3 separate regions of the Homo sapiens genome follow, and regions 1 and 3 are each linked to region 2. A link is a loop called in an ENCODE intact Hi-C map of the cell type or tissue named here. Cell type or tissue: GM12878. All regions are shown on one strand. Each heading gives the region's core, and the rest is flanking DNA. Links, peaks and the distances in the headings are about the cores only.

Region 1 (6,787 bases), core at 733-5,732, 230 kb before region 2:
TGTGGGCAATCTTAACGTATATGCCATGTGCAGATGAGAATGTATATTCTGTTGTTGTTGAGTGGAGTGTTCTGTAGATGTCTGTTAAATCCATTTGGTCAAGTGTCAAGCTTAGATTCTGAATATTTTTGTTAGTTTTCTGCCTCAATGATCTTTCTAACACTGTAAGTGGGATGTTGAAGTCTCCCACTGTTATTGTATGGTTATCTAAATCTCTTCATAGATCTCTAAGAACTTGTTTTAAATCTGGGTGCTCCAGTGTTGGGTGCTTATATCTTTAGGATAGTTAAGTCTTCTTGTTGAATTGAATCCTTTATCATCATGCAATGCCCTTCTTTCTCCTTCTTCATCATTGTTGATTTAAAGTCTGTTTTGTCCGAAAGAATAGCAACCTCTTCTCTTTTCTGTTTTCCATTTTCTTGACAGATCTTTCTCCATTACTTTACTTTTAGCCTATGGGTGTCATTGCATGTGAGAATAGTGTCTTGAAGACAGCATATGGCTGAGTCTTGGTTTTTTGTTTGTTTGTTTGTTTGTTTTTTAGATGGAGTCTCGCTCTGTCGCCCAGGCTGGAGTGCAGTGGCGTGATCTCTGCTCACTGCAAGCTCCACCTCCCGGGTTCACACCAATCTCCTGCCTCAGCTTCCCGAGTAGCTGGGACTACAGGTGCCTGCCACCATGCCCGGCTAACTTCTTGTATTTCTAGTAGAGATGGGGTTTCACCGTGTTAGCCAGGATGGTCTCGATCTCCTGACCTCGTCATCTATCCACCTCGGCCTCCCAAAGTGCCGGGATTACAGGCATGAGCCACCACGCCCAACAGAGTCTTGCTTTTTTATGCAACCTGCCACTCTGTGTCTTTTACGTGGGCCTTTTAACTCATTTACATTCAAGTTAGTGAGATTTGTGAGGCAGGACACGAAAGCAAGATCAAGCGGGGCTAATGACTTCTTACATATTCTCCCAATGTGCATTATTAAGTATATTACAATGTACAATATTTCACTATAAATTATCACAATGGCAATAAGCCTAAGAAAAACATATTCTGGGAGCTGTGTGCAGTTTGAATTTAAGCAGAAACATTTTGGAGGAGGTGGGTACAGCACTTAAGGGAAAGGTAACCTGCATCTCACCAGGATAGTGACTGAAAATGGAAAAAGGAACCAAACTCTGTTCCCTTTCCCCACCTCCTCCTTTTATTCCCCTCTTCCATATTTCTGTGTCCCAGTCACATGTCTGTCTTTCAAGTTCCTGAAAGGTCATGATGCTTCCCACCTGAGACATTCCCCCTCTCCATGACATCCCTTTTTCCTTTATTTTTTCTGCTCTTTTACTCTGAGCTTCCTCCTGGGATTCCCCAGGTTAAGTTGGGCATCATCAATTATAGTTTTATATAGTATGGAGCAACTTTATTCTTTCTCAATTGCACTAATCACAATTATAAGTGATTGCCTGATGATATGTCTTTTTTTCTTCCTAATATACTGTGATCTTTAAGCAAAGGGATCAGGTAAGTCTTATTCACCCCTCAAGTCCCAAGCTTATTATATACAAAAGAATAAGATGTCTTTTTCGTGTTCTCCAATACATACATGATATTGGAGATAATTCCATTTAAGATTTTAAGTAGTTATCAAACGTTTAAAACATTTTGAAAGTCAAATGCTTTGCACTGTGCTCATATAGAAAGTTGACCATAGTTCTGCATGAAACCTGAACAATCGTTAGGTTGACTAATACAAGAGTTTGGAGTATGTAATATTTTACAAAAAAGGTAAAAAGTCTCTACATAATGCACCCCATGTTTTACTGCTTATCAATCTTAAGCAGTAGGAAAGCTGTAAATTTAGAAATGTGTTTTTAAAGGAAAACAAGTTCAATATATTGGTGTTGCTTCATTTTTAAGTTTACAAACTTGTGAAAAAAAATTAAATTCCTTTTAGTAACATCATTTAATTAATTTAGCTTCATTCTGTTTTATAATGAAGATTGATGTATTTCTAAATTATACTGCATCATGTTTGATTTATCCAATCTCAGTATTGAAAATGTTTTTAAAAAATTCTAATTATTTTCATCAAAACAAATTCCTGTCTTTACTATTCTGCATGTTAGAGTTCATTGAAAACACTCATTAATCTAGCAGTTTAAGATTTTAATTTCCAGATGGAATGATTAGCATTTCTAAGTTTCTTATATTCAAACCACAAATATAAACCCTTTTCAGGGGTCACTGGAGGCAAATAATTTAGACCTAATATTTTGCTAAGTTAAACATGGTGCTGGTTTATGTAATTAATTTAATAATATTTGCTCTGACACCGTATTATTATTTTCAAGATTTTACTTTTAACACAAGCTAATTTATTTGAATAAATAGTATGTGTATAACACATCTTGAAGAATTCCCTTGTTTCATTTAAGTTTTTGCGTATTTGAATCCTGTCATTCATTTTTTGTTTCTCGTAAATTGATTATTTAAAAACACTAGATACTATTGAGAGAACTGAAGTGGGGTTCATTGATGTGATATTAAATTCAGATAATCATGTTACTTTAATTACTTATTCCCTTCTTTAGAGAAAGTAGTTTAGGAAACATAACATCAGTATACTCTCCTTAACAAAAGAAATATTTAACATACTAAAAACAGTTGAAGACGAGCAATAAGGGTGACTATAATACAGGAATATTCCCATTATATTCAGGGAATGCATTCATGAAAATATGAACAGCTATTGAATCAATCTTTGATGGGTCCTTATAACAAAGTCCTTATAGAGATGCTTTTCCATTAGTATAATGCAGTCATGACTTGCTTTGGTTAATCCTTACTGGATGCTGTGACATATACAATATTCTTCATGTCAAAGAAATTCATCAATTTTAGTTAAAAATGCAAAACATGTCATTGAAAATGTATACGATGTAAGTGTGTGGTTTAGAAGTAATAACCAAATAATAAATGAATACTCATGTATGTATCACTCAGCTGAAGAAAAAGTTAAAGCCTCTTATGAGCCTATTTCCATAACATCTCCCTCCCTCCCACACACATAGAACGAGCAGTTTGAACTTTGTATAATCACATTAATTTGCTTTTCTTTATAGTGTAGCCATAGATACTGTAAATGCATTCCTAAAGTAGATATTACTTAGCTTTTCCTTTTTTGAACATTTATATTGGATCATACTATATTTCTTTTCTGTGACTTTATTTCCTCACAAATATTTATTGATATATGCAGTTTTGAGTACTGTACTCTGTTGTATTAATCTGCCATCACTCATTTATTTATTTAAGCTTCTAATTGTTTTTTGCTATTATGAACAATGTGTTTAAGAACATTTTGAACATCTGATGTTCACGTGCAATTTCTCTAGACTATATATGTGGGAGAAGAATTACTGAGTCAGATTATGAGTCAGTGGAACTTTACTAAGTGATGAGAAATTACTTTCTAAAATAGTATCAGTTTACATTCCCATCACTTCCTCATTTCTGCAAATTCTTGCTAACATATAGTATTGTCAGACTTCTACTTTTAAAAATGAAACTAGTGATTGTGAAATTGTGGTCTTAGTTTGCATTTTCTTTATTATTAAGAAGGTTAAACATTTTTTAATAGGTTTATGTACTCTGTGTTTCTTGTTCTATAAATTTCTACTCTTGACCGGTATAGGCAGCCTCTAACATGGACCCCGGTGATCTTTGCCTCCTTGTGTAATCTCTTCCCTTTGAGTGAGCACTTAGACCTAGTGATTTGCATATGAGAAATAGAACAAGGCAGAAAATGATGAGATGTCATTTCTGAGATTAGGTTACCAGAAGACTGTGGCTTCCGTTTCCTCTCTCTCACCCTTTCATGGACTCACATTGCGAGAATCCAGGACTCAGGTTGTGAGCTACCATATGGAGAGGCCCACAAGATAAGAAACTGAGGGAGGGCTCTGGCCAATAGCTGCAAGGAATTGAGGCTCTCAGTTCAATGGGCTGGCAAGAACTAAATTCTGTCAACCACCGTATGAGATAGCATGACAGTGGATCCTCCCCTAGCAGAGCCTGCGAAGGAGACTACAGCATCTCCTGACACCTTGATGGCAGCTTTGTGAGAGACCCTGGGTCAGAGGTACCCACCTGACTTTCTGATCCATGGAATCTGTGAGATAATGAGTATTTACTGTTTTATAGTTGCTGAGTTTGGGAGTAATATTGTCATACCTCAAATACCTAATAAATAAAATGACTTTTGAGGCTGTTGTTTTCTTAGGGCTTCACAGTGGTTCTTTATATATTATATTCTGGATGCAATAATCGTCAGTCATATGTGTTGCACTAATATGTTCCAAAATTATAATTGTAACACTTTTTCTGTTGTGTCTTTTGAAGGAAAACTTCTGATAAAAGATAAAAGATTATCTATTAAATATTTATTTATATATTATATAAAATATATATAATAGATGTATAATATATTAAGATATATGTTAATCTATATTAGATATTAAGATATGTATATTAATATATAGGATACCTATGTTATAGATATCTTAATATATGTTATATATCTAATATAGTAAATTTAACATATATGTTAAATTTGTATATATATGCTAAATTTATTACATATGTTAAATATATCTATATATAGATATCTTTGCCTGTCAAAATTCATTTTCTTTTTCATGAAAATGAACCACTTGCATTACTATGAGCAAGAAACAAGTGACACCCATCTAAAGATAACCAAACATGCACAAATCATGGAATTACACAATTCCCAGAGGACTGGTTACGTAATGCCCAGCATCCCATTGAAAGGACATTTAGTCGTTTCTTCTGTGACATTTAAAAATTTATCCACAATTCTTCCTGGCAGTCACTCTACTCCCCTTATGATCATAAATAATATCTCTCTTTCTCGAGGTTATTCTTATTCACAAAAAGGCTTGTTTCATTCAGGTTTGTGATAATGGTTCACATAAGTGAAGCAAGAATAATAACTAAACATACAAGGCCTCCTTGAGTTGCTTTGCAAAAATACAGGCATATGGTATCAAGCAACCACTAAAGCTACAGAATTAACATTTGTTTGAAATTTTCCATAAGAAATTTCAGATAGGACTTTTAAAAGCCTCTGTTTTTGGTGTTGCAGGTATTACAGGGCTAGTAAATCAAACCCCCAAAAACTTTCTCCACCGAACTTCACCTGTAACCTCTACCATTTAAAGGAATTTCCATTTCTGTGAGGTTCCCAAGATTTGCTAAACCTACCAGCCTGGTAAGAGCTCACCTTCCTTACTATGTATAAGACTGGGAATGCATTAGTCAGGCATCATGTCAGTTTTCATAGGAGGTCTTTTTAAGCCATACATCTATGTATTAAGTCAACTTTGTTCTTTAATAGTGGTTCATCATAACTGATTGAATGAGAATTTGTCTCAAATATGCCACCAAAAGTAAGATCGTGGTTACATAAGAAATTTGTGCAATTATATTCTGGATTAAAAGGAGGAAAGATTCTGTTTCAATCTGTGAACAAAAGTGAGCTTGAAAGAGCAAATCCCTCAAGATGGATTCCAAGTAGCTAACTGGGCCTAAATTTAAAATAGAGCCAAGCAGCCACTTCCCGACTACAGGACACACACACACTCTGACTTCCCGCTAAACCCGCACCTCTTTAAATCTGGGAGTTTTCAGAGCTCTGCTGTATCAACCAGTTACAGCTGAGATGAATTGCCCAATCAGAACTCAGCTATATTGACCAATCACAACTAAGTAAACTTGAATCCTTTATCTGCATAAATGAACCTGATTGGGAACCCAAATGAGAGCTTTTGCTATAAAATCCAAACCCTGGCCAGGAACAGTGACTTCTGCCTGTAATCCCACCACTTTGGGATGTTGAGGCAGGAAGATGGGTTGAGGCGAGGAGTTTGAGGCCAGCCGAGGCAACATAGTGAGACCCCCCAAACAATTTTTTGTAAATTGCTCTACAAAAAGCAATTAAAAAAAAAACCCAAACCCTCTGTTCTCTGGAATACACTCTGTATCTTCCCACTTTGCAAACTGTTCACTGTCACAAAGTCTCTTTCCCTCAAATTCTGATGTAGAGAACTTCTGTTTACAAAATCTATACAAATGACTCTATTGCCATGAAGCACAAAGGGTATCTGAATTCTGGGTTTCACTGAGAAGCAGATGTAAGTTTAAAATGTTTCATTTTTATTTATAAAGCAATCTATTAATTTAAGCCTTAAAGGTCACTCAAGAAAAGACAGGATTTCCTTATATAGCCATAAAAAATAGAGCATTAAAATGGCACCAACAATATCTCAAATAACTAGAAAAAAAATGGCACCAACAATATTTTAAACAAATAACTAGAAAAAAATTTTTCTAGTCAGTTCGATGAGTGCTATTTCAGGGGTCCCTAGCCCCAGGCCACCCTGTGACCGCTAAGAACCAGGCCACACAGCAGAAAGATGAGCAGCAGGCAAGCAAGCATTACCACCTGAGCTCTGCCTCCTGTTAGATCAGCGGCAACATTAGATTCTCATAGGAGCACAAACACTATTGTGAACTGCACTTGCGAGGGATCTAGGTTGGGCTGCTTGCTTATGAGAATCTAACTAATGCCTGATGATCTGAAGTGAAACAGTTTCATCCCGAAACCATCCCTCCACCTTTCCCTTAGCCCATCGAAAAACTGTCTTCCACAAAACTGGTCCCTGGTGCCAAAAAGTTTGGGGACCGCTGTGCTATTTAATTAATTCTTGTTTG
Region 2 (6,787 bases), core at 888-5,887:
CTAAAATAATTTTATATTTATAAATGAAATATATGTGAGTCTATAAACATACCTATGTATTCTCAACAAGATAATTTCATGTGCCCTATTTTATCCCTCCCAGAGAAGCCATTAGTTGGAGTCTCTAAGAGTCACTAGTCAGACTTCACATAGTGTTGCCTCAATATTTGCCACAGGTGTCTGATGTGGTGCAGCCGGAGAAACAGAAAAGCCATCATCTTTGTTGTGGCCATGAGTGCGATCCTGGGCGAGTGGTCACAAGTTCCAGGAGATGGACCTATGTATTGTTCATGGGCCACTGCAGCTCCTCACTTGTGGCTTGATCACTTCCCTATCCAGCCAGGAAAAAACAAAAAACAAAAAAACGAGACAAACAAACAAAAATATACAGCGATAGGAAAAAGATAATTTATTCTCAGGCCCAGGGAGAAGTTGTCTTTAACACTTTTCAGAGAGAGTATACCTAAGATCCTATGAAGATAACCAGAAGAAAAGTAATACAATTACAAAGTGCAATGGGCCCAGGGTCCTGTAGGTGATATTGGATTCAGTTAATGCATTCTTCATGATTTCTCATTTGAGTTCTTATGCTAAAAGTCTGGATGACTCTGGAGGCTAGGCATGTAGCTTAAATAGGTGGATCCAGATGGATGTGTTTCACAGTACATGGAGAAAGCACTGTTGACAAAGATGAAGTAGAGAATTCAGACCTCATAAAAAAAAAAAACCCACAGCAACTCAGCCGCTACCCAACACTGCTACAGCAGTTTCACTCTTGCCATCTTTCTGATTTTTAAAGAGCACCTAGGAATCTGGATTTTAATGGAAAATCTAAAGTTCAGAAGTTGTCAATTCAATAATCATAATTTAAAACTCTGTGTAGCACAAACAAAACATGTCCATAGGCTGCTTTCAGCTCATAAATATGTGCTTCTACTGGAAATTCTGAGAAAACTAAGACTGGGCTTCAAGCTTTCAGATTTTGTGCCTACTATTGTCTCTTGGTACCACATAATAATTACTGGTACCACATAATAATTGACTTTATAAAATAATTAGACTTAGTTGACAAAGCACCTTTGATGTAGAGCTGGAAAATCTTAAGTTTTGCCAAGACATGCTACAGTAATGCTCCATTATATTTCAAGACAATATCTGGTTAAAAACTAATTCAGATAAAATAATCCATATTTTAAAAGCTTACTTATATCTTTCCATTTCTTCTGTTATGGAATGGACTTTGGTAGTTAAGTCTACTTACCAATCTGGAAACAAAGCCTTTAATTTTGGTTTATCATTAAAAAAAAATGGGAGGAGCTAAATTATTTATTTTTAACATCTGAGAAAAATAACATTAACACAAGCATAATTATAATATGAACACTAGCATTGGTTATTTGATCACCTGCAATTATGAGTAAGTGCTTTTAAATTTCTTTATATGCAATATTTTGGCATAAATTGGTTAACATCTACACTTACCTTAAGATATAGGTACTATTATTGGCCTCATTTTACAGATGAAGTTACTGATGATCCAAAAAGTGGAAGCCATTTGCTCAAGGTCACACAGCTAGTACCAAGGCAGCTTAGTTTGTGAATGTGAGTGTTTAAGCAACATGTTCTACCATTCCTATTACTACCTATACTTATATTGAGTCCTTTGATGAGCCAGATATTCTCATCACCCCAATAGCCCATGAAGAACATGTTCTTATCCTCATTCATAGGTGAAAAAAGTGACGCTCCAGGATGGTAATAATTTGCCCTTGTTTGACAGGGCAAATGGGTCCCAATCCCAGATTTGACATCCAAAGCTAGACATATTTCAATACATCACAGTGCTACCAGAATGTAATAATTTCAAAAAAAATCTTAAATGGAACCTAAACCACTTCTGTTTTGAATAAAAATCATATTCTTTGAGTTTATATTCAGTGTTGATATAGGCTAATTAGACAAAATATAGCTAATGAATTAAGTCTTTTAAAGCTCTTTAAGATTTCTATTCATTTCAAGATAAAATAATCTCTTTTCCTTAACATCAATCATTCTTCTTCATATGCAATGCTTGTTATTCATCTTAAAACATATATTTATTATGTTTTAACAAGTTTTAAACTATCTCTTTTCTGTCCTACTTAATCATTAGATCCCAATTTAGAATATGAGTAATGTTTTAAGAAAACAGACAATCTCTTAATTCTGAATTATTTTCAGAATTGAAAGAAAAAACTTTCTACTGCCTTTCCGTGATGGTGACACCCAGCTTATTTTTATTATCATTCTGACCTTTTTAAGCTATAATTTTTAATAAACATTTTGTTAAATGATTATTGAGTTACTGCTTAGAATATTGTATCACAAGAAAATTATAATTAATGCTTGTAATTTCTCTTTACTACTCAGATCTTACATTCTTTTGGAGGAGAACATTACCGTTTTCTCATTTACATATATATAAATCATATAAATTGGCACATTCCTACTAAATGAAGTTTCACTATATTTTTATATAAAATACTAGACATATCAGCAATTTTAGGGAATATTTAAAATAGTGGATACCTTACACGTTATTAATTGGCTCCCAGTCAACTGGAGCAGAAGTACATTCAAGCGCAGATACAATTTCTCAATTTGAATAACCATTTTATATGAATTTAGGGGATGTAAAAACTGTGCTTTTGCTATATATATCTCCACATTATGCCTGAAAAGATTTAACATTGGAATTGCACTAGTAGAAACTTGCAGCTTTTATTACCAAAAGCAAGAATACAGGGCTGTGGGAAAATCTGATAAACCAAACTCTAAGACTCATGACTTAAAAGCTCAATTTTTCCTCCCCCCACCCCATAATGTTGACCTTGGTCTGGTCTGTTTCTCTCTGATTGTTTAAATTGCATTCTCCTTCACGGATGGTGGTTTCTTATTAAATTATTTATTGATGTGACTGACACTAGTTGAATAGATTCATTAAATTTCACAAGTTGTTAGAGCCTAGTTCACTGGAAAGAAAAACCCCTCTTTAGACTCTTTAAAGGACAAAAAGCGTCATGTTTTTTGAGCTCTTTTAAAGTATTTAATAAAGCATGAAAAGATATGACATCAATCCTACTAAAACACAAGAGAAAATGAATGATGTTACTGTAAATCTTTACATCAATCACACCCAATACTTTGGAAAACAATATAGTTTTGTTTGCATTTCAGAAGTGACAAACAACTCTTGTGACTGGCTTAACATAGTCACTTTCTATTAGTCAAGACCAGAAGCAAGTCAGAATTAAAATGTGGCCCTGCGTTGCTAGGCAGCTGAGTTGTCTTGACATGGTGGTTAGTTTCCTTTTCACTGACTGACAACAGTGAAATGAAAGAAGTTTTGAAAAACTTGATAATGGTTTTCAAAGGAGGAGGATAATTGGTGGTGCTCGCTTGTGCAGTTCTGTGTGGAAACTTTCAGGCGGCCGTGAGAGAGGACTGTCACTAAAAATTTAAACTCTTGTACACAAACTTGACCTAGAGTCTTCTCCAGGTTTTGGCGGTTCACTTTCAGAACACCCCTCTGAGACCAAGGGGTGTAGGATGAAAGCATTAAGACAGATGGGTAAAGCCCCAAAAGAAGAAAAGAATCAATAGTTGTGATTTAATCCATTGATGAAAAGGAGGAATTAAGTAAAATCTTAAAAATTAAGAATATGTAAAATAACTTTAGATAGCACCCGTGACAAAAATGTTTTAATTGCATAGCGAGTTGCAACTGAGCAGAAACTTGCATCAAATGCAAGAAATAAAGAAAAGTACATTTTTCTTTACTAAGCCAGAAAGAAAACAATTGCCCTGATGTTATTTTTAAAAATATTCTCTAGTTGATAATTTACCTCAAAATGTATCTCCAACATAACTCCCAAAGCATAGAAATAATTACAGCTTAAGCATTTGTTGTCTGTGGCAATAATCAAATATAGCATATATTTAACTAAACAAACAAACCAAAAACTCAAAAAACACATACACAGAAAATGCATGTTGCTCACTATTTCATCCAAAACCACCTAATGCAAGAACATTTTAACTATCTTTGCCATTAATTTACCCAGAATTTTAAAAACTGAGCAAAATGGACTCATACTGAAAGAAGGGACCAATTAGTGTTGGATTAACATTCATGGTTATTTACAGTTGTTTTTGTACTTGTTCTTGTGCTCTGACTTCCTAAAATTTCACAACCCAAAGATTTAGAAAAATGGGGTTGTTTAGACGCAAAGTGCAATGAAGTGGCTGTGACCATTGTGTAGACACCACCTCTCTCATTATACCCTCTCAATCAACGCTCAGTACACAGGAAACCGCAATAAAGCCCATCTGCCACGGTTAATCTGCAGGCAAACCCACACCCATGTCTATGCCCGTTGCTCTCCAGCCTTATTATTCTCAGATCCAAAGCTTCATAAGGGATCAGCCAAAGTCCATTAAAGTAAATAATAGCTAGAAATGACAGGCTTAGCAAGGATTGGGAGGAAGTTGAAGACCAATCTGAGCTCTGAGCTCTGATTAATAGAGAAAAGCATTAGGAGAAAAGGGGAGAAAAATGACCTCAGCCTGCTCCAAAGAATTCCTGAACCTTCGTTGTTAGGGCAAGTGCTACCATCTGAGACGTTAGTGATCCTTGAATTTCCTTCACTTTGATGCAGCTCAAATGGGAAAATTTTGAAAGTTCAGCAAGGCCCCAGACCTCAGCTGGAAAGCTGTCTGGAGTCAACCCTGTCAAAATTCTCTTGTGTAAGAGAAAGCCTTTATTAGCTAGATTGCAACAACAACAATAACAACACCCACAAATGCCCTACACAGTCTCGTAAGGAAGGGCTGCTGCTAGAGATTGCAGATGCAGTTGCTATTTCTTTGCATATAGTCATTTTTAAAAAGTCTCCAAACAAATGTAGTAAAATAAAACAATAGTGATTCTCAAAATAAACGCCTTTCAGGAACTAGCTGGATTTAGTCTGCTGGTAGGAAAGTATATGTGTATTTGTGTGTGTGTGTGTGTGTGTGTGTGTGTGTGTGTGTGTGTGTGTATGGGGGAATGTGCTTGGGAGGGTATTCAAATATTCAGTTTCATCTTGATATTTAATATTTATTTTCACTGTGCAACACAAAAAAATCTTTCTTGAGCAGTTCAAACTTGTTAAGTCAAGATAGAATCATAATGTGTTTTAGTGATTTCAACTGCATGTTTTATATAAATTGACCAGGAAAAAAAATTCCAAATTAGTTGCAAAATAATTTCTCCTCTTAAAATTTTAAAATTATTTTACAGCTTCTGTGTGATACACTTCCTAATGAGAGGAGCCCAGGCAATGTCATCTCCTTCTGTCTCTGTGCCCCACATTAAGTGTATTTCGTCTTCAAATAAGACAGTTTTCAATTTTGGTACAGCTCTTAACAGTGCTTTGAAGAAATCTATACCTGGTAGACCTATTTGTAATAAATAAGAAATTTCAAATCTGCTGTATAACTTTTAAACACGATTTTCCTTGTATAAAATTCCATATTCTATGTGAAATGTGGATTGAAATTAGAATAGTAGAGAAAGCTCAAAAACTGTGAAGGCTCTTTTAAAGTAAGAGCTGAAGAAAAACAAAGCAGCCCCTGCTTATCTGAAATCCCAGTCTGAAGGGGAGAAAGCATTTGGCAGAGGCAAGCAGGTACTGGGAAAGTCCCATGGATTTCTTAGGAAGATAGTAATGATCCTGATGAGGACTTGATGTCAGGGAGGCTCACCTTTGAATGTATTTCTTGTTCAAGTTTATATTGTAGCATGCAATTTTCGTAAATAAAATGAAGGAGCAATGTAAAGAACCATGGTTAAATCATAGTGTTTCACAGATATCGCTGATAACTTGGTTAATGCACTGTTGATGTGCACGTGGTACAATTTTCATATTTTAATCTTAAGTAGAACATGAAATGACAATTATGAAAAGACAAAATAGATACCACCAACAGCTGTAATTGCTATCTAGGCTGCTCAAAGATGGGCAAAAGACACAGTAAATCAATATTAAGTTCTCCAGAAATGCAGGTATCACAAGGACATCATATAACATCATTATAAGCAAATTCTTATACAATTTGGACAGTTGTAAAGAACACAGGATTAACACAGAGAATGAGAGGATAACTTGTCCTCTGTAACTTCAGTTGCTATCTTATGGAAAAAATAAATCTCTGGGACTCATGACTATGTAACATTTAGTTAAGGCTGTAAACCTTGTTGGCTTTAATAAATGAGTACGGTTTCTTTTTTCACAATTTAATATGTAAAGATCATAAAGGGTTAAATGGTTCTGCCATGTGTAATTATAATAAGTTGAAATTTAACAGTCTTAATACACTGACTTACATGAAATGCTTTTGTATATAATAGTATATCCTAGGCCTACATTTTGTGGTGTTACAGAATACCTAATTAAACTTGTGGGTTAATAAACCAACTAAACTTAAAAAAAAACTATTAAAGATTAAAGGCATGGTATAAATATAATAAAATAATGAAAATTGAAACTGCAAACCTTCGGGATTAGAAATGAAATGGGAAAAAGGCAACTAGATAAGGAAATAAACAAGAGCTTCAAGGAAAAGATATAACAAATGCAACAAATATGTAAAAGTAGTTTGGTCATAAAATTAAACATTTGCATTTCAGGTTCTAGTTTTAGAGTGTAATCATTTAAATGGCCTAGAGAAAGTAGTTCTGATTTTATTCACATCTTTCTGGGGCTGT
Region 3 (6,787 bases), core at 719-5,718, 210 kb before region 2:
CTAGCTATCAAATATTTGAAAAAGAAAACTAAGTTTTACAGGTGCTTAATTAAAACTATGACAAAATTTCATATTTTGATAACACCCTTTGTTCCAAACACTTATCAAAGATGGGTAAAATATAAAATAAGGTCAGAAGGACATGGCCTTTCTCAAATGCAAAGGCAAAATCTTTTTTTGGCCACTAACAGAAAAGAAATGAAAAGTTGTGAGCAGATGATGATATGGCCTTCCTAACTTCCTAACTTTAGGTTCTCAGTAGGCAGAAGTTTCCAGGATCTAAAATATACCCTCAAGAAAGGGGACCAAAATGAGGTTTGCTACTTGAAGTCCTAGAGTTGCTTATAGCTCCTGCTGAGATACAGAATAGGCATAGTCACAACCTCATGACTAGAAGGTGAACAAAACCACCCCAAAAGAAACTAAACTGAGAAGATAAGTTTTACCAAGCTTTCGAGGGAGCCAGACGTGTTTATTTTACACCTACCATTTTGGAGAACAGCAAAAGCACAGATACTACTAGACTAATGTTTAGATATATTACAGTAATTAGGAGAATATTTTAAAAATAGACATATTGATACAAATGCATGCAAAAAATCTGAAGATACTATCTTACTAAACTACTAGCAAACCAAATTTATCTTTCAGTTAATCAATACACCATAACTAATTATAATATTGGAACACAAAATAGTTTAACTTCAGAAAATCTACTATTCCAAAATATCATATTAACAAGTCAAAGAAAATATACCATATGAAGATAAATGCTGAAAACTCCTTTAGCAAATTCTAAAATTCATTCATGATATTTTGTTAAAAAATTGCAAGAAAACTATCAATAAAAAAGAATTTTCCTAGTTTTATTGAAGTTACCTATCAAAAACCTAAAAGAAAATGATGAGCATTTCCATTAAGTCAGTGATATGGTTAGACTTTGTGTCCCCACCCAAATCTCATCTTGAATTGTAATCCCCATATTCTCCATATGTCAAGGGAGAGACCAGGTAGAGGTAATTGAATCATGGGGGCAGTTTTCCCCATGCTGTTCTCATGATAGTGAGTGAGTTCTCACAAGATCTGATGGTTTTATAATGGGCTCTTCCCCTTTCACTTGGCACTTCTTCTTCCTGCCACCTTGTGACGAAGGTGCCTTAACTATCCTTCGTCTTCTGTCACAATTGTAAGTTTCCTGAGGCCTCCCCAGCCATGCAGAACTGTGAGTCAGTTAAACCTCTTTATTTTATAAATTACTCAGTCTCGGGTAGTCTTTTTACAGCAGTGTGAGAATGGACTAATATAGTCTGGAATAAGAAAAAGATGCCTAATCTTATGGTTTCTAAAAGGTAATGGTCAACACAATGTTCAAAAATGATTACAGTAAGAAAGAAAAGGAAATAAATCTGGGAAATAATAATAATCACAAAGGAAGAGATAAAACTCCCCTTATTTGTTAAGCATATGATTACCTACATTGGAAATTTAAGGGATTCTGTGGACAGATTATTAAAACTCACCAGCATACAAAAATCAGTATCATTCCTGATAATGAATACACCAATAATTAACAAAAATCAATCAATAAAAATATGTTCTATAAAGTAGAAAAAGTTATACAGAATGTTAGACTGTAGGTGAAAAATTACTGGAGATGATTTTTAAAAGCCTGAATAAATGGAAAGTTATGTTCATATGATTGTTTGTTGGGAAAACTTTGATGATGCACCACAGATTAATCTCAAAATCTAATACAATTTACATAAGGAAATCTTTGGGAGGTTTTTGTGGAACTCAAAAACTACAAATGCAAGATCACATGGCCAAAAACCACTATGATGATTTGAACAACTGGGATAATAAACTTGACCTAACATATAACAAAAATTTTAATAAATGAATAATAAAGATATCAGTACATGATTAATAAATAGAGCAACAGAATATAACAAGCCTAGAAACTGATCCATTCATATATGACAATAATGTATGACAGACATAGCATTACAAATAAATGAGGAAAAAAGATGAACTGTTAGGTAAACGGTGTTGGGATAATTGTTTATCCATATGGAAAAAGTTAAATTAGGTCCTTTAAAACTTTTTGAGTAAAATAAAGAGTAACATCTTTATGTCCTTCAGATAAGAAAGGATTTATTTACTCCAGACACAAAAAAACACAAATTATGAAAGAAAACACAGCACTTTGGGAGGCCGAGGCGGGTGGATCACGAGGTCAGGAGATCGAGACCATTCTGGCTAACACGGTGAAACACCATCTCTACTGAAAAAATACAAAAATATTAGCTGGGCGTGGTGGCGGGTGCCTGTAGTCCCAGCTACTGGGGAGGCTGAGGCAGGAGAATGGCGTGAACCCATGAGGTGGAGCTTGCAGTAAGCCCAGATCACACCACTGCACTCTAGCCTGGGTGACAGAGCAAGACTCCGCCAAAAAAAAAAGAAAAAGAAAGAGAGAGAGAGAGAGAGAGAAAGAAAGGAAGATTGTGATATATTTGCAACACAATAAGTTAAACTTTTTGCACAAAAGAAACTATAGACAAAGTGAAAAACTAGTCACATACTAAGAGAAGACATTTGCAGCCCATGTGAATAACAAACAGAAGTATCAACTGCCAATCAAAATGTCCAAAGGATATGAATAGGTAATTCACAGGAGAAAAAAATATAAATGGCCAAGAAATGAGCAAAAACATGCTCAACTATATTAGTAATCACGGGAAGCAAATTAAAACCATAAAAGAACTTTTACACCTGTCGCTGGCAAAACTGAAACTGAAAAACAAAACTGAAAAATGATCTGACAATAACAAGTGTTAGAGAAACAGAAACTCTCAGATACTCCTATCAGGAGTGTTAAATAGTTCAGATTCTCTGGAGATTAGTTTGGTATATAGTAAAGCTGATGTATCTCGGGACACAGAAATTGTTACCCCTGGATGTTCCCCATGAAAAAATGCTCATATAAATTAGTAAGGAGAGTTGCAGAATAATTTAAAATCATAGAAAATGGAGCAGGTAAAATGTACATCAATTAGAAAACAGATAAATATTGTACATTCATCTAACAGAATAATACTTGGATTTCAAAATAAATAAAGCGTGTGTGTGTTAACATGGATAAATCTTTTTAAAAATCAAGTAAAAGAGTGAATTATAGAATGTGAAGAATTATATACCACTTATGTACATTTTAAATCCTTCAATGTGGTCTATAATTTAAAAATGTATTGTTATTACAAAATAAAAAATACCATGCAAAATAAGATGTTTTAAAGTATCATTAATTTGCTTTTAGATAAATGTCTTCATGGAATTTGAAATATACTTGAGTTGGCCCTTTAGAGTTACCATTTGTCAGTAAGGGAAATAAAATGTTATTAATTAAATGAGATAAATTAAGGAAGAACACAAATATAATTAAATATAGAAATCTACAAATAACCCATGCTGAATTCTTCCAAATTATCTCTCATGAGCCTTTGTCAGGATTGCTAAGCCATGATATAGCACATTTTGTGTTTCTTTTTTACTTTCTCTATCCACCATTCAGCAGGGAGGGTAGTTGACATTGAAATGACCAAAACTTAGGAGATGGAGGCAGTAAGAGAGACCCTAAAAAATCCCTAGATAGTTTACAAACTAGATAATCAATTCTTGACTACTCAGGATTTGACTCTAATAAATACCAATCACATAATGAAATTAAGTTAAACATGCAAAACTCCTCTAGGGTTGCTCTTTTGAATTGATTTGACCTTTTTGATTAGCCAGTATCACTACTACTGTCATTATCAGGACATGGGACAGGAACATAGCTATTATTTTCCTACCTTTCAGCTTTTCAATACAACAAATATATATTGGCAACCATTTCTATGATTTTAATTTGGGTACTCATTGTCCCCTTATTGGGGACTCGGGGCAATATAACTGTGGTTTTCCACACAAAACAAGGGTTAAGTATGTGTTTGGCCTCTTTTCTTTAGGATCCTAGAAGACTACCCTTTTATTTTTAAAGTTATCTTTTTCTGTCTTGAACTAAAAAACACAGCAAAGTAAGTCACATCAACTATTTTTCATTACCTTTACCAATTATTTCATTAAGGAACTTTGAGTCATTTCAATCATTAAACATTATAAACAAGGTTTTCTATAGAAAGTAATAATGAATTCTAAGAAAAACAATTACCTGTTATTACTGCCAAAGTTAAAGCTATCTTCCTGCATAAAAGTGTGCATTTCTCAGAAGAGAATGAGTTTATATTGAGGTTGTTGTGGGACATTTAGAAGGAAGTAGCTGACATATTGTTGCAGATTTATGCCTGATAATTATAGGGCACTGTACAGTTTTTAAAATGCTTTCATATTTATTATGTGATTGGGTTCTTAAAATAATTCTGTAAGGTCACAAATGCAGTGTTTCTCATTTTACAGATGAGATTGAGGTCTCAAATGGCTATGTGACTTGACAAGATCATCTAGCTACCAGGTAGCAGGGCCCATTCAAATGTAGGTGTTCTGATTCTAATTGCAGGGCTCCTTTTATATGCTCGAATGCCCTATTTCATTACAGAAAGCCTAACATTCTATACTCATTTTAAAAATATATATCTTTGGTAGACTTTGCCATTACATTAAGAAAAGAAGAATTGAAGTATTATGGTACTCCTGATTTTTAGAGTTTGTTAGTAAAATAATGCATGTGGGAAAATCTAGTAGAAACTTAGTAGAAACTATATGTAGTAGAAAAATATAATGTTTGTGAAAATATCTAGTAGAAATCTAATAGAAATTCAATAAATATTTGGCAATAAATATGTTGCTTTGGAATTATCCTGGTGCAGGGCAAGGCTTTCCCTGTGTGGCACTACCTTGTCACTCCAAGTTTTCATCATTCTCTCAGGAGGATTATACAAAAGTCCTAGTTTGCTGGGTGCATTTGTCAATATTGGGGTTGGGGTGTAGACCACGGACCTAGATGGAATCTCAAAGAACAGGTAAACATTTGGCCAAATTGGGTGATTGCCAGAAATGAGCTGACTTTGGATTTCAGTCTGCCCTGGCTTCTACCTTTCTCTCAGGAGCTCGCGGTGGGAGGTGCTTGCTCTGGGACTTTCATATTCCCATGCTCCTTGTATGATTATCAACTCTACACTTGTTCTTCTGTGCCTGGCACCTTTTGATCTAGTCTTTTGGAATGGTTAAAACTATAAGTAGCTCGATCTGTTTAGATACTTGCATCAACGACTTCTGAGCATAGTAACAACTAATAACAATGAACATTTAATGCTTACTGTGTAGCAGGCACTATTCTAAGCAATTCATGCGTATAAACTCACATAAGCCATAAAACAATCCTATTTTGTGTTTGAGGAGACTGAGGCATGGAAAAATTAAATAACTTGCTCAAAATTATCTGATTATCAACTTAACAAAGCTGGCATTTGAATTCAAAGTGTCTGGCTCAAGAGTGCATTTTTAACCATTTGTCCACACTTCTTTCAATAATACAGCTTAACCATGCTGTATCCTTCAAGTCTAATCGCTATGGACGATTGTGGAGGGTGGTGAAAGGAGGTTAAAAGATTCTTTTAGAGTAAAAACAAGAGAGTCTGTGAGTATAGAATGGGGAAAGCACACCAGTTAATATCTCAACATAGTGTCTCCCTGTATTAGTCCATTCTCAGGCTAATAAAGACATACCTGAGAGTGGGTAATTTTAAAAAGAAAGAGATTTAATTGGATCACAGTTCAGCATGGGTGGGGAGGCCCCAGAAGGCTTACAATCATGGTAGAAGGGAAAGCAAACATGTCCTTCTTCACATGGCCACAGGAAAGAGAAGAATCAGTGCCCAGAGAAGGAGGAAGCCCCTTATAAAAGTATCAGATCTTGTGAGAACTAACTCACTATCACCAGACAAGGATGGGAGAAACCACCCCATGATTCAATTATCTCCACCTGGTCCCTTCCTCGACATGTGGAGATTAAGGAAACTACGATTCAAGATGAGATTTGCGTGAGGACACAGCCAAACCATATCACTCCCCACAAATGTATATTAACATTAAATATAATAGACCATATAGAGAGTAATATCTCATATTATATATGATATCCTTATTAGTTTATCAAACAGATAAATATTGTTTTTTCATATTGTCATTTTTAAGAGCCTTGTATTCAAACTACATCTGAATTTTCCATCTTGGAGTATTTGAAGAACAAAGTCTGCAATTTAATAATGGCAAAATCAACTAACAGATTTTAGAAAAATAGTCTCATTTTAGTTTATTTAATTTGAATAGTATATTAGCTCATGTGAGTGCCCAAATTCAGAGCACAGCTTATTTATTTTTTTCTTTTATTGTGATATCCCTTGCAGCCATTTAGTAACATTATATTTGGGGTAGGGTAAATATTCAATTAACTGTGGTTCTCTCTGTTAAATATTTTCCTGTTTTTCGAATGTTAACTGGCAATGATGTTTGTAACTGAGATGTCCTTTTTCAACTAAATTTTGAATTCTGAGTTGAATTTTGTATGGTACTCATGTGATAGGCTACGAATTTAAAAGTATCCTAGAGATGGCACATAAATCAATTTGGTAATAGTCTATTGCTTTGGGGACATTTACATTACTGTTTTAGCGTCAAGAGCTGCCCTGATGAACAAGAACTATCTCAGGCATCTATATATTTCAAGCATTAGTGAATGAGTGACACAGTGCAAAGTGTAAATTAAAATAGATGAATTGGTTGCACTAAA

Evidence for each region. Peaks named below come from ENCODE experiments on the same cell type or tissue, not always from the same donor. Only the 100,000 strongest peaks of a DNase experiment are listed, where the experiment ranks them.
Region 1: a loop joins it to region 2, with 2.4 times the contacts of the local background. A loop is called at or near these places in 1 of 110 quality-filtered maps.
Region 3: a loop joins it to region 2, with 2.9 times the contacts of the local background. A loop is called at or near these places in 1 of 110 quality-filtered maps.

The regions. Positions count from the first base shown.
Region 1 is chr3:148,316,449-148,323,235 of GRCh38, reverse strand. All of the region lies in intron 3 of LINC02046 (long intergenic non-protein coding RNA 2046), which reads right to left. LOC105374148 (a long non-coding RNA gene) reads left to right here. Exons shown (of 4, transcript XR_001740955.2): 3 at 5,160-5,285. Among named protein-coding and RNA genes, the nearest start is that of LINC02046, 39 kb to the right of the region's middle. RefSeq lists an enhancer at 3,770-3,829. In GM12878, for the core only: no CTCF peak of the experiment used is centred there; a DNase peak (open chromatin) is centred at 3,745; H3K4me3 peaks cover 583 bases; H3K27ac peaks cover 1,627 bases.
Region 2 is chr3:148,081,629-148,088,415 of GRCh38, reverse strand. LINC02032 (long intergenic non-protein coding RNA 2032) reads right to left here. Exons shown (of 2, transcript NR_134937.1): 2 at 387-678. Among named protein-coding and RNA genes, the nearest start is that of LINC02032, 6.9 kb to the right of the region's middle. RefSeq lists enhancers at 2,617-3,846, 4,034-5,188. In GM12878, for the core only: no CTCF peak of the experiment used is centred there; a DNase peak (open chromatin) is centred at 3,325.
Region 3 is chr3:148,294,713-148,301,499 of GRCh38, reverse strand. The region is part of intron 2 of LINC02046 (long intergenic non-protein coding RNA 2046); the gene reads right to left. Among named protein-coding and RNA genes, the nearest start is that of LINC02046, 17 kb to the right of the region's middle. RefSeq lists an enhancer at 2,722-2,911. In GM12878, for the core only: no CTCF peak of the experiment used is centred there; a DNase peak (open chromatin) is centred at 2,749; H3K27ac peaks cover 1,178 bases.